2 separate regions of the Homo sapiens genome follow, and region 2 is linked to region 1. The links are chromatin contacts, found by Hi-C or POLR2A ChIA-PET in ENCODE. All regions are on one chromosome and are shown on one strand. Each heading gives the region's core, a stretch centred on a gene start or an enhancer-like site at or near the end of the contact. The rest is flanking DNA. Distances are from core to core; before and after follow the strand shown.

What was found. A loop is a pair of places that touch in the nucleus more often than their neighbours do. ChIA-PET counts read pairs that join two places held with the same protein, here RNA polymerase II (POLR2A). Pooled maps may share reads with other maps.
Region 2: a loop to region 1 is called in a map of IMR-90, with 14 times the contacts of the local background. The contact joins the enhancer-like site here to the promoter of POT1 in region 1. A Hi-C loop is called at or near these places in 1 of 168 maps with a recorded cell type or tissue (IMR-90) and 4 of 50 pooled maps. POLR2A ChIA-PET finds 5 or more read pairs at or near these places in 1 of 52 experiments (WTC11).

The regions. Positions count from the first base shown.
Region 1 is chr7:124,926,559-124,932,191 of GRCh38, forward strand. POT1 (protection of telomeres 1) reads right to left here and starts at 3,267. Exons shown (of 19, transcript NM_015450.3): 1 at 3,236-3,267; 2 at 2,257-2,441. It overlaps POT1-AS1 (POT1 antisense RNA 1), which reads left to right and starts at 3,315. Exons shown (of 8, transcript NR_125719.1): 1 at 3,315-3,458. RefSeq lists enhancers at 3,203-3,502, 3,257-3,551.
Region 2 is chr7:125,058,929-125,064,561 of GRCh38, forward strand. The region is part of intron 3 of POT1-AS1 (POT1 antisense RNA 1); the gene reads left to right. Among named protein-coding and RNA genes, the nearest start is that of LINC02830, 92 kb to the right of the region's middle. Within about 2 kb of position 3,268, at least 3 of the 41 ENCODE cell types and tissues checked have a DNase peak (open chromatin) inside an H3K27ac peak, as active enhancers do.

The DNA.
Region 1 (5,633 bases), core at 2,017-4,516:
GACCCAGCAATCCCACTACTGGGTATGTACCCAAAGGAAAAGAAATCATTAAATAAAAAAGAGACCTGCACTCATATGTATACCACAGCAGTATTCAAAATCACAAAGATATGCAATCAACCAAAGTGTACATCGATGGAGGACTGGATTTAAAAAGTCACATATGTACACAATACTATTTAGACATTAAAAAGAATGAAATTATGTCTTTTGCAGCAACATGGATAGAAATGGAGACCATTATCTTAAATGAAACAACTGAGACACAGAAAGAGAAATACTGCATGTTCTCACTCAAAAATGTGAACTAAATAATGTGTACACACAGAAGCAGAGTGTACAGAGATGGACAATGGAAACTTGGAGGGGTAGGGGATTAGGAGTGGAGTGGATGATGGGAGGTTGCTTGGTGGGTACAAGCTGCATTGCTCCAGTGACAGATGCACTGAAGGCCCTTACTTTACCACAGTGCTATATATCAACATAGCAAAACTGCACTTGTTTCCCACACCTATTTACAAAATAAATTTTAAAAATTTTGTTTAAATTATCAAAAGTATCACAACTCATTTCTTGAAAGACATTTTCTGCTTTCATTTTTTCACCTGACATTCAATCCTCAAACTACTGAAAAATGAATTTGCTCTTAGTGTTTAAGCAAAACTAATCTTTCCAAGTGATCAATAATTTCTTGGTTATTAGAATGAACAGATACTTTTCAGACCTTTGAGCATCTAATAGCAACATAATGCTCTGTTTAGTAGCAAAGACAATGGGAATGCAAATCACTGCTCAGCCACTTACTGGCTATTAGACCTTGAATAAATCACTTAACCTGTGTTTGTTTTCCAGCTATAAAATGAGAATAATACTTAGAGTTCTTAGGAGAGAACATATACAAAGAGATTACATATACAAAGCATTTAGGAGAGTGCCTACTAGACAACAATCTATACAAGTGTTATTGAAACTTGCATTCTTACGTATCAAAGACTCCTGAGTTTCTTCCTCCTTCTCTAGACCATCTCTGCTACTTATTCATACTACTTTCTTTCACTGACTCCTTCAACATGGTTCTCTTCTCTTCTATGCTTTGGCTCAAACCCATCTAAATGAGAGTCCCTTTGGGCTTCAAACTCCCCAATCCACTTGCCTACTGCACACTACTATTTATATACCTCTAAAGACCTTTCAAATATGACCAAAATTGAACTTATCATGTTTCTCCCTAAGTATGTACCCCCTATTTTCTTCTCCTTGTTGGCTAGGAATTAGAAACAGAAGTTTCCTGAATTTCTCTTTGCCACTCTAGTCTAATTGTTCTCTAAGACCTACTGATTCTGCTTCTTTATCCTGTCAGGTCTAAAGGAAATCATCTATATTCAAATTCCTGCTCTACTTCATATCATCAATATGATCTCAGGCAAATTGCTTAACCTTTCTGAAACACAGTGTCTTTAATAACAGTACCTATGTCATAGGTCTTTGTGATGATTAAATAATATACGTAAAAACTACCTAACGCATGGAAAAAAATGCAATGAATGTTAACTTTAGTTATTATTATTACTATCTTTTTTCAATATCCTTCCCATCATCCCCTCTGCCACTGGCCCAGATCATCATCAACTCTCACCTAAATTACTGTAATTGCCTCTTAACTAAACATCTTTCCTCTAATCTTGCATTCGCCAATATATTCTCTACCTAGGAGCAAAGTTTTTTGAACTCAAAGTAAATCATGTCTTTCTCCTGCTAAAACCTACTAAAGACTTCCCATAGCTTTTAGAGTAATATCCAAATTCCTCAACATGCACATAAGGACTGCTTTTTACCTCAAAGGAAGGTACAGCACAGTCTGTTATCCCGTAAGTTCCAGCTCAACTTTCGTGATCTGTCAGAACCAAAAGCTCTCTCATGTTCACACATCACAATGCTAATATCACACCTATTAATTTTAATTGGAGATCAGGTGATTGATCTGTCAGACCCCACAGAAATGTGATTATCTTTAGTTCCGGGACTATATTTATTCATCTTTGTACCTCAGAAACTTACTCCAATGTTTCACACACGAATTTGATAATTGTTCGCTAAATAAGTACTGAATAAGAATAACTTATTGAAATATTCAATCTCAAATGTTATGACAAAGATAAAAACCATACCTAAACCAGTTCTCATAAATAAACTCAACACTTAAAAACTGCATTCCTTTTAGTAGGAAAAAGCATTCTGAGTTATAGAAATTCTTACCTGAATATATTTCTTGCTATAATTGTAACCTGGCTGTAGGGATCCGAAATCTACTTTATGTAATTTACTCAGCGGCTGAACTTCAGGCACCCCATTGACTTCCTTTATTAATTCAAGTGGCATATCAGTTCTGCTTCACACTGATGTCCAAAGCAAATTCAACTAGGGAATCTGACAACTTGCTGCTGAAAATACAAAACCAGTGTTTTACCCAAAATGAAGTCAATAATTTGCTTTAAGTCTCTTTGACTTAGTTATGCTTTTCCTTATTATAGTTAACACGGTTCGGGGTTGGGGGGTGACAGGAGGATGGATTATTTTACAATTTTATTGCAAAGATCAATACAAAACATTCTTCCAAGGAACTGAAACTTAACCATTTTCTACTTAGCTGCGTAAAGTACCTCCAAAAAGCCAGTTTTAAGATCTGTAACGTCACTAACAAACGCTTTTAACATTGTGCTTTAAAATGTAAAATTTATTGGGGAAGAGGGAGGCTGAAAAATCGTGTTTTTTTTTAACCCCCACGGGAGCTGTAATATTGTATAGACAAACTGTGCACCAAAAGCATCGTACTCCAACATGTTTCTGTGGCCCCCTCCCTTCACCCGCTAAATAAATGAAGAAACAAAAATTACTGAACTGAGATTAACTTCTGCATCGTAGGCTCAACCTTATTTCACAGACCTCTTGACGGGGACACTCACTAGTGTCGATATCTAATTTTAATGTTTGCGCACCAACCTTCCCCCAAGCCACCTGAGCTCTGTGAGGGCGGGGACTTGGACTTAACTCCTGTCTGCTTCTCCCAAAACACCAAGAAAGATGCTGAACACAGCAGGCTCGAGATAAACACTCGTAAGAAAGCGTTTCTCTGCGATAATTACATCAAATTTTGATCTAAACTAATTCAATCCCGGGCCCGTTACGTCTGGCACCCACTCAAATGAACACACCAAACCTTACAAATTTCACTCACCCGTACTCTAGAAAGAACCCTAGGAAGAGTTTAGGCGGGCGCGCAGGTGACGTCACACGCACGCTGACGGTTCAGCTCCACGCATGCGTGCAGGATCCCTGGGCATAGTCGCTTGTTCTCCGCCCGCGGTGGACCAGCTGCGTAACGGTTCACACACTGATGGCGCCTGGAGGTTTGGCGAAATACTGACAGGATGCGACGTCAACGGGAGCGCAGGGCCAAGGTACAGGCCCCGCCCAGTCCGGTCACATCCCCCGGAATTCTCGCAGCTCCCCTTAGCTCCGCCCCCAGTGACTTTCCAGCTTTCGTGGCGGGAGGCAAGCTTAGGGGAAGCGGGCGGGTCCGCTGGGCGGGATTTGAGCTTCCCTTTGGTAGATTCGAAGCTCCTGTAGGCAGAGCCTTTCTTTTAATGTCCAGTTCTCTTCCTCCAAGAAATAGGCACCTACTGCAGTCTTTACAAGGAAGCATTTACAAGGATAACAATGTTATTTGGGAGTTTTTATAGTAATTTCGGGCATTGGCATAATGCCACCATTGAGTCTTGCTATTTACAGACAGATTTGATTAACCTTGTCATTGTTTTATAGGGCCATGATTTTGTGGTATAATTAATATTTATTATAATTTATTTTATAGGTTTATTATAGTTTATTTAATATTTATTATAACTTATAATTGATAAATATTATAATTTATCATTTATAATGATAAATTGTTAAACATGAATTCTCTGCTAATTCCAGATATATGCCTTCAATCATTTAAGTGAAATCATCCTAGTGTGAAACTAAATGTAATAAAGAATTACATGAATATTTCCAAGGCTAATTTGAACTAAAATATCTTCTTTATATACATATTTGCAGGAGGATATAGCTAACTTTTTTTTTTTTTTTGAGACGGAATCTCGCTCTGTCACCAGGCTGGAGTGCAATGGCGCAATCTCGGCTAACTGCAACCCCCACCTCCCGGGTTCAAGCAATTCTTCTGCCTCAGCCTCCCTAGTAGCTGGGATTACAGGCGCAGGCCACCATGCCTGGCTAATTTTTGTATTTGTTTAGTAGAGACGGGGTTTCCCATTTTGGCCAGGCTGGTCTCGAACTCCTGACCTTGTGATCCGCCCACCTTGGCCTCCCAAAGTGCTGGGATTACAGACATGAGCCACTGTGCCCAGCCAGCTATGTTTGAAGTGCCTTTTTAATCAACAGGAAGCATTCAGTATTAGCCCATCTCCTGTTTCCCCTCCCCATCCCTGTAGTTATATCCCACGCAGAAGCCGGGGTGACAAGTGCATGAACTCAGGAGCTGTCCATTTGAGGAAAACTATAGGGAAGGTTTAGATGCTATCCTCCTTCCATCTCTGGCTGCATCCGGCTGAGAAATACTATTCCTCCTTTTTATGTGAAGCCCTCCACATGGGCTTTGGACCCTGACCAATTTCATCTCCCTTCCATCATCATCAATATATTTTCTCTTAATGTATTTTAAGCTTTCCTTCTTTTATTCATTCTTTCCCGTCACCATTTAAACACATTCTCCCAGGCTCTTGCTCTGTCGCCCAGGCTGAAGTGCAGTGGCGAGATCATAGCTCGCTGCAGCCTGGAACTCCTGGGCTCAAGCTATCCTCTGGCCTCAGCCTTCTAAGTAGCTGGGACTACAGGCACAGGCCACCACACCCGGCTAATTTTTTAAAAAAATTTTGTGGAGACGAGTTCTCACTATGTTGCCCAGTCAGTCTCACACTCCTCTGTGGGTACTAAATATTTGTTGAATGAACAAATGCTGAGGAAAACTGTTTATCTTACTTCTGACTTCCACCCCTCCATCCCACCCCTGCCCCCCACCACCCCATTACACTTAAACTGCCCTTAGAAAAACCACTGAAGAACTCTTTATTGCTAACCCAAAAGGACATTTTTAGTCTCATATTTTTGAAAACATTCTTTGTGCTACAACATGGTCCTAGTTTTCCTCTTACCTTCTACCAACTGAATCTTTTAAAATTTCTCATAATCTGTTTAGCCTGTAAGTATCCATGTTCTGTAGAATGTGATGAAGATGTCTAATAGAGGTATACGTAAGTCCTTTTATTTTGTTAAAGTGGTTGTTCTCAGTTCCTGTGGGACACAACACTTCCTACACGTTCAAGTAACTTCCAATCTTATTTCTTCTGCATAATCTCCCAATTAGTGGCAGAGGCTCCAGAGCCTGTAATGCTTTCCCTCACATTAGCAATTAATTTCCACAAATGAAGAAAATTGCTCATGAATATACAGTACAATTTAAGATAATAAGAGAGGAAAAAAAGAGATTGAATCAACTGAATAAGGCAATGAAGACATATTAATGCCAAAACAATCCATTACTATTGTTCTATGCCTGTTGAAGCAGCATAAAA
Region 2 (5,633 bases), core at 2,018-4,517, 130 kb after region 1:
TCTTTAATTTTTTCTGAAAAACCGAAACTGTTGTTTTTGTTGTTTATAGTTAATTGCATAAGTGTTTTTTGGATTTTTAAATTAAACTTGTTCTTTGTTTAATTTTTATTCCTTCACGTATAAAATTGTGTTTATCTCATTTATGTGTCATTCTATTGTAGCTATCTTTTTCATTTATTTAATTTTTTTTTTTTTTTGAGACGGAGTCTCTGTCGCCCAGGCTGGAGTTCAGTGGCGCGATCTTGGCTCACTGCAAGCTCCGCCTCCCGGGTTCACGCCATTCTCCTGCCTCAGCCTCCCAAGTAGCTGGGACTACAGACGCCCGCTGCCACGCCCGGCTAATTTTTGTATTATTTAGTACAGACGGGGTTTCACCATGTTGTCCAGGCTGGTCTCAAACTCCTGACTTCGTGATCCGCCCGCCTTGGCCTCCCAAAGTGCTAGGATTACAGGCGTGAGCCGCTGCGCCCGGCGCTATCTTTTTCTAATTGATTTATTAGAACTACTGACATTAAGGAGGTTAGCATTTGTCATTGACGATGATTATAATGATATTTTGGAGTTATTAGCCCTTTTACTTTTTCTTTCATATATACTGAAAACTTTTGTTAAATTTTGTTTGCATTTAACTTTTAATGAGATGTATTTAGAAAATTCATCCATTTTGATCATCATTTTTCTATTACTGTTAATGTTGGCCAGTTCCTATATTTTGGGTCTTATTCATAGAATTTCTACTTGAAATACAGTGGAAGAAATAGTTCTACTTTTTAAAATGATTAACCAAATATATTTTGTTTTTTATAAATGCATGTAATATATATATTTACATTTAAAGTTCTAGATTATCTATAAAGACATATATTATACAAAGCTTTGTCTTACAATTTTGTTTAATTGAATATATGCCATGCGGTAGCAATTTGACAGTGTTTAAACTTCCCGGAAAAGGTTAGAAGTCAAGGTTAATGAGTAGCAAATTAATGTAATATTAAAATGTTAAGAAAGCCCTGTAGAAAGCCATTCTATACATTTGTTATGAACGATCAATTTTTCATTAAATTCTTTAAGTGATTTCAATACGTTTTTGGTACAAAACCAACTGCTTTTCTTAATATTTGCCAGAAGATGGTGCTATATTAATAAAGTATAATCTTTTCAGTGTTCTAGGAAATACAGATAAATATTGTTGAAGTATTAAAATAAAAGCAGCTCCTAAGGCTTGACAAATAACTGTCTAATGATATGCTCATTTTATATGCCTATATCTTAAAAAGAAAAGTTTGTTATGCATTTGGAGGTGAAAGGAATAAAAAGTATCATTTTTTGCTCATATTTTTATTGTTTTTTTCTTTTCAAGTCATAAGACAATTTGGGTATAAAAAAAGCTGCTCATTAGTGGTTTTTAAAACTAGAGCTACCTAACAAATTTGAAATAATTTTAAAGTCATATGCTCACACAAAACATACACATACACACCAATAACTTCTGTGCTGGGTCTGAAAAAAATGGAACAAAAGAAAACAAAACCAAAACTTAAAATTGTGATGATTCCATGTAACTAGCCACAAAATAGCTTGTATATTTATTTTTTTTAATATTTAAAAATAGTCAGTTAACATTCATCCCAGAGGCATGTTTACATTGCATTTTATTTACAGCAAGACACAGTCTTTCATCAGAAGTCCTGCAAGCATCCCTTCAACCACTGATTTAATGTCATTAAATATAGATGTCTTTTAAAAGGCAGTTAATTTAGTATAAGGGGAAATGCCTCAATGCATGCTAATAATGGGACTTTGTTCAGCATAAAAAATGAAACTTAATAAACACCTTTCCTTCTACATTGCCCTGGCTCCAGAATTTTCTAATGAGTAGCAACAGGAGCTCAGCAACCACTAAGGCCTGTTAACCTGACTGTAATTGTGTCTAATAAGTAGACAGACCAGAATATTCATCAAAAGTTCAATTGAGGTATTCAGTATTACCTTACCAATTCTTACTAATGACTGGGAAACAAATTATGTGTTTTGAACTTGTTCATGAAGCAATGGTTTAGATTCTGTGGGGAAGAAAGAACCATGGACATAGTATAAAACTTTACTAATGAGCAGAAATAGCATTGGTACATATGTTACTTTGTTTTATTTTTGATGTGATCCTTTCAGTGCCTTCCAAATCTATACAAATACATAGTTGAGCAACAGTTCACTCTTTTTTTTTCTTTTACTTTAAGTTCTGAGATACATGTGCAGAATGTGCAGGTTTGTTACATAGGTATACATGTGCCACAGTGGTTTGCTGCACCCGTCAACCCGTCATCTAGGTTTTAAGCCCCGCATACATTAGGTATTTGTCCTAATGCTCTCCCTCCCCTTGCCCTCCACCTCCCTGGCAGGCCCTGGTGTGTGATGTTCCCCTCCTTTTGTCCATATGTTCTCATTGTGCAGCTCCCACTTATGAGTGAGAACATGTGGTGTTTGGTTTTCTGTTCCTGTGTTAGTTTGCTGATAACGATGGTTTCCAGCTTCATCCATGTCCCTGCAAAGGACACGAACTCATACTTTTTTATGGCTGCACAGTCTTTTCTTTATAGTACATAGCTGGATCGTTACTCATTATGTTTATTGAGTTCCTTCTATGGGCAGAATATCTGTAAAGTATTCAGAACTAAAGGAGGCTTTTAAAAGTAAATAGAAAGCAATGCTTTTGAGAAATAGCCACTTAATTAGTGAGATTGAATCAACATATTCAGGCAAGCAGTAGCAAAAAAAAAAAAACCCCACATTTTATAGAACTAAGTAATATAATGTAAAATAATTGTGGGATGGATTAGTGCCTGTTTGATTTCTGATCAATGCTTTTGTTAGAATGTTTTTTTAAGAAAAGCCTAAATATGCTGTTTAAGACTGATAAAAATCTTACCATGTAGATACTATTATCCTTACTTTTTGATAAATGAAGAAACTAAATCCTGCAGAGGTTGACTAATCTACCCACTCACACAGCTAATAGGCCATGGGACAGGATTTGGATTTAGATCCATTCTGTCTCCAGAGCCTGAGCACTCTCCACTATGCCAAACAGAACTCCAAAACCCTTTCAAGACACACCTGGCTCCAAGCTTGAGCTCACACTCATTTTGTTTGTCTCCTAAAGTGAAATTTTAGGTTGCCTGTCTTGACTCTCTTCAGATAAAAATCCCTCAGAAAATTTTTTAGAGTCAGAGTTGAGATTGATTTCTGTGATTCATTTGTCACTGTGAAAAGAGATTAGGGCTGAAAGAAAGTGACTCATATGATGGCTCATGTTCACTGCAGCATGACTGGCAGCTTCTAGAACAGAAAAACAGACTTCTCCTTTTCTTTGGGGAGTAAGCAGCACGGGGAAATTTTATTCAGTAAAGCTGATGACAATTTTCCTTTAAATTGGACACGAATTCTCCTAGGAACACTGCATAGTAATATTCCTATGCCCATAAAATTTCAAGATAATCTTTTCGAAAAAGAAGTACATTCGTTTTTTTGACAACTGTTTACATTATTTTTTATCTCATCGAATAATTTCTACAAAATTATATTACACTAGGCTTTTAGAAAAGAGAATTTGCTCTCTAAAGACTCTGAAAACAGAACAATGAAATATCCCTTCCCTTAATTCGACCCATTCCTTCTAGTATTACTAATTAAATAAGTTAGTTCTCAATTGTCCTCAGATTGTATATGTGATTTGAAATTTCTTTAGAATTTACTAGTTTGTTAATTATTTCTAAATGGATATATTATTATTAGAAAGTGTCTTATTTATTTTATCTAGACTAGTTTTGATTCCTAGTTTCTAACAGATGAAGCCAAAACCAGTTTGGGGTAATAATTCATGATTACTCTAGAAACTATATCTAAGTCATTGACCAAACTATCTGTTAATCAAGTTATAGTTAAGAAATGCAGAGGCTTTTCAAGTTATGAATAAATCTGTATTGAAAGACAGTAACTCTGAGGAGTTGAAACAAAACTTTGGAGTCAGATAAAACTGAGCACAAATCACAGTGATAAGTTAGATGTTACTTAAATTCCCTCAGCTTTGTTTTCTTCTGATCAGTTTCTCTAAAGATTTTTTTAAAAAATTAAATGGGATTACATATGTGTGTGGGGGGGTATTGTATCTACATTATTTAGCTTACTATTTGGTACTTAGTAAGTGCTCAAATGGTAACTTGTTGTTTTATTTTTTTTTCTTTTGATGTTTTTCAAGTCTTCATCCTCAGTCCTTTCATTAAAGATGTGCTCAGTTTCTTATATTACGTAGAGAATGGCCAATTATCTATTGTCAGGATAATGCTGTCTAACAAACAACTAAAACATTCAGTGACATACAGCAATAGATGTTTTTGCTTACCAGTCCTTGATTTGGTGACCTAGTCTTGGCAGAACGCATTTCTATTGCTGGGAACAGGATTCTTTAGGACTATTTCATTTGGGTCATCTTGTCTCTGATTCGCATGTTCTCTCAACCTTCAGCTAATCCATCCTGGACTGGTTCTCTTCCAAGAAAGAGTATGAGGAAGTGGGCAAGGTTATTGAGGCTGAGGTTTGGATGGCCAAATTCTCTACCTCATGAAGGAAGAAGCTGAAAAGTCACAGGACGAAAGATGTGGACAGAGAAAAAGGTAGAGAATTGGGGCTATTTTTACAATTAAACTTCCATAAATATAAGAAGATGAGGTGGGACTTCTTGAAGAAGATGTTTTATTAGGGTTCTTCAGAGAGACAGAACTAATAATATATATTGTGACCTTATATATTGTTTATATCTTATATATTATTGGTTCTGTCTCTCTGGAGAACCCTGTTTAATAGAACATTTCTTTGAAGAAGTCCCTTTTTCTTAGCCACCTCATTTTACAGATAGACAGGTAGAGATAGAGATGTAGGAGAGGGGATTTATTAGGGGAATTTACTTAGGTGATTATGGAGGCTGAGAAGTCCCATAATAAATAAACTGGAGATCTAGGGAAGATGGTGGCTTGGGCAAGTCCAAGTTCAGAAGCCTCAAAATCAGGAAAGCAAAAGGTGTAGCTCTCAGGCTGAAGCTGAAGGCCTGAGAACCTGGGAGACCATTGGTGCCAGTTCCAGAGTTCAACGGATGGAGAACCTGGAGTTCTGAGGTCCAAAGGCAGGAAAAAAAGAGTGTCCCAGCTCCAGGAGAGAGAACGAGAGAGAGAGAGAGAGAGAGAGAGAGAGAGAGAGAGGAGAGAGAGAGAGAGAGAGAGGAGAGAGAGAGAGAGAGAAGAGAGAGAGAGAAGAGACAGAGAGAGAGGAGACAGAGAGAAGAGAGAGAATTTGCTTTTTCTTTGCCCTTTTTGTTCTATTCCAGCCCTCAGCCAAGTGGAATGGATGGTGCTTGCTCATGTTGGGTGAGGGTGGATCTTCCTTACTCAGTCCACTGATTTAAAAATGAATCTCTTCCGGAAACATCTTCAGAGACATTCCGAGAAATAATGATTTTACAGCTATCTCAGTATGTCTTTATCTAGTCAATCTGACACCTGAAATTAACCATTAAAGATGCAAATCAGTTTTTTGAAATTTTTTACATCTGTTACTTTAGAGTTCTCAAGACTTTTAGCTCC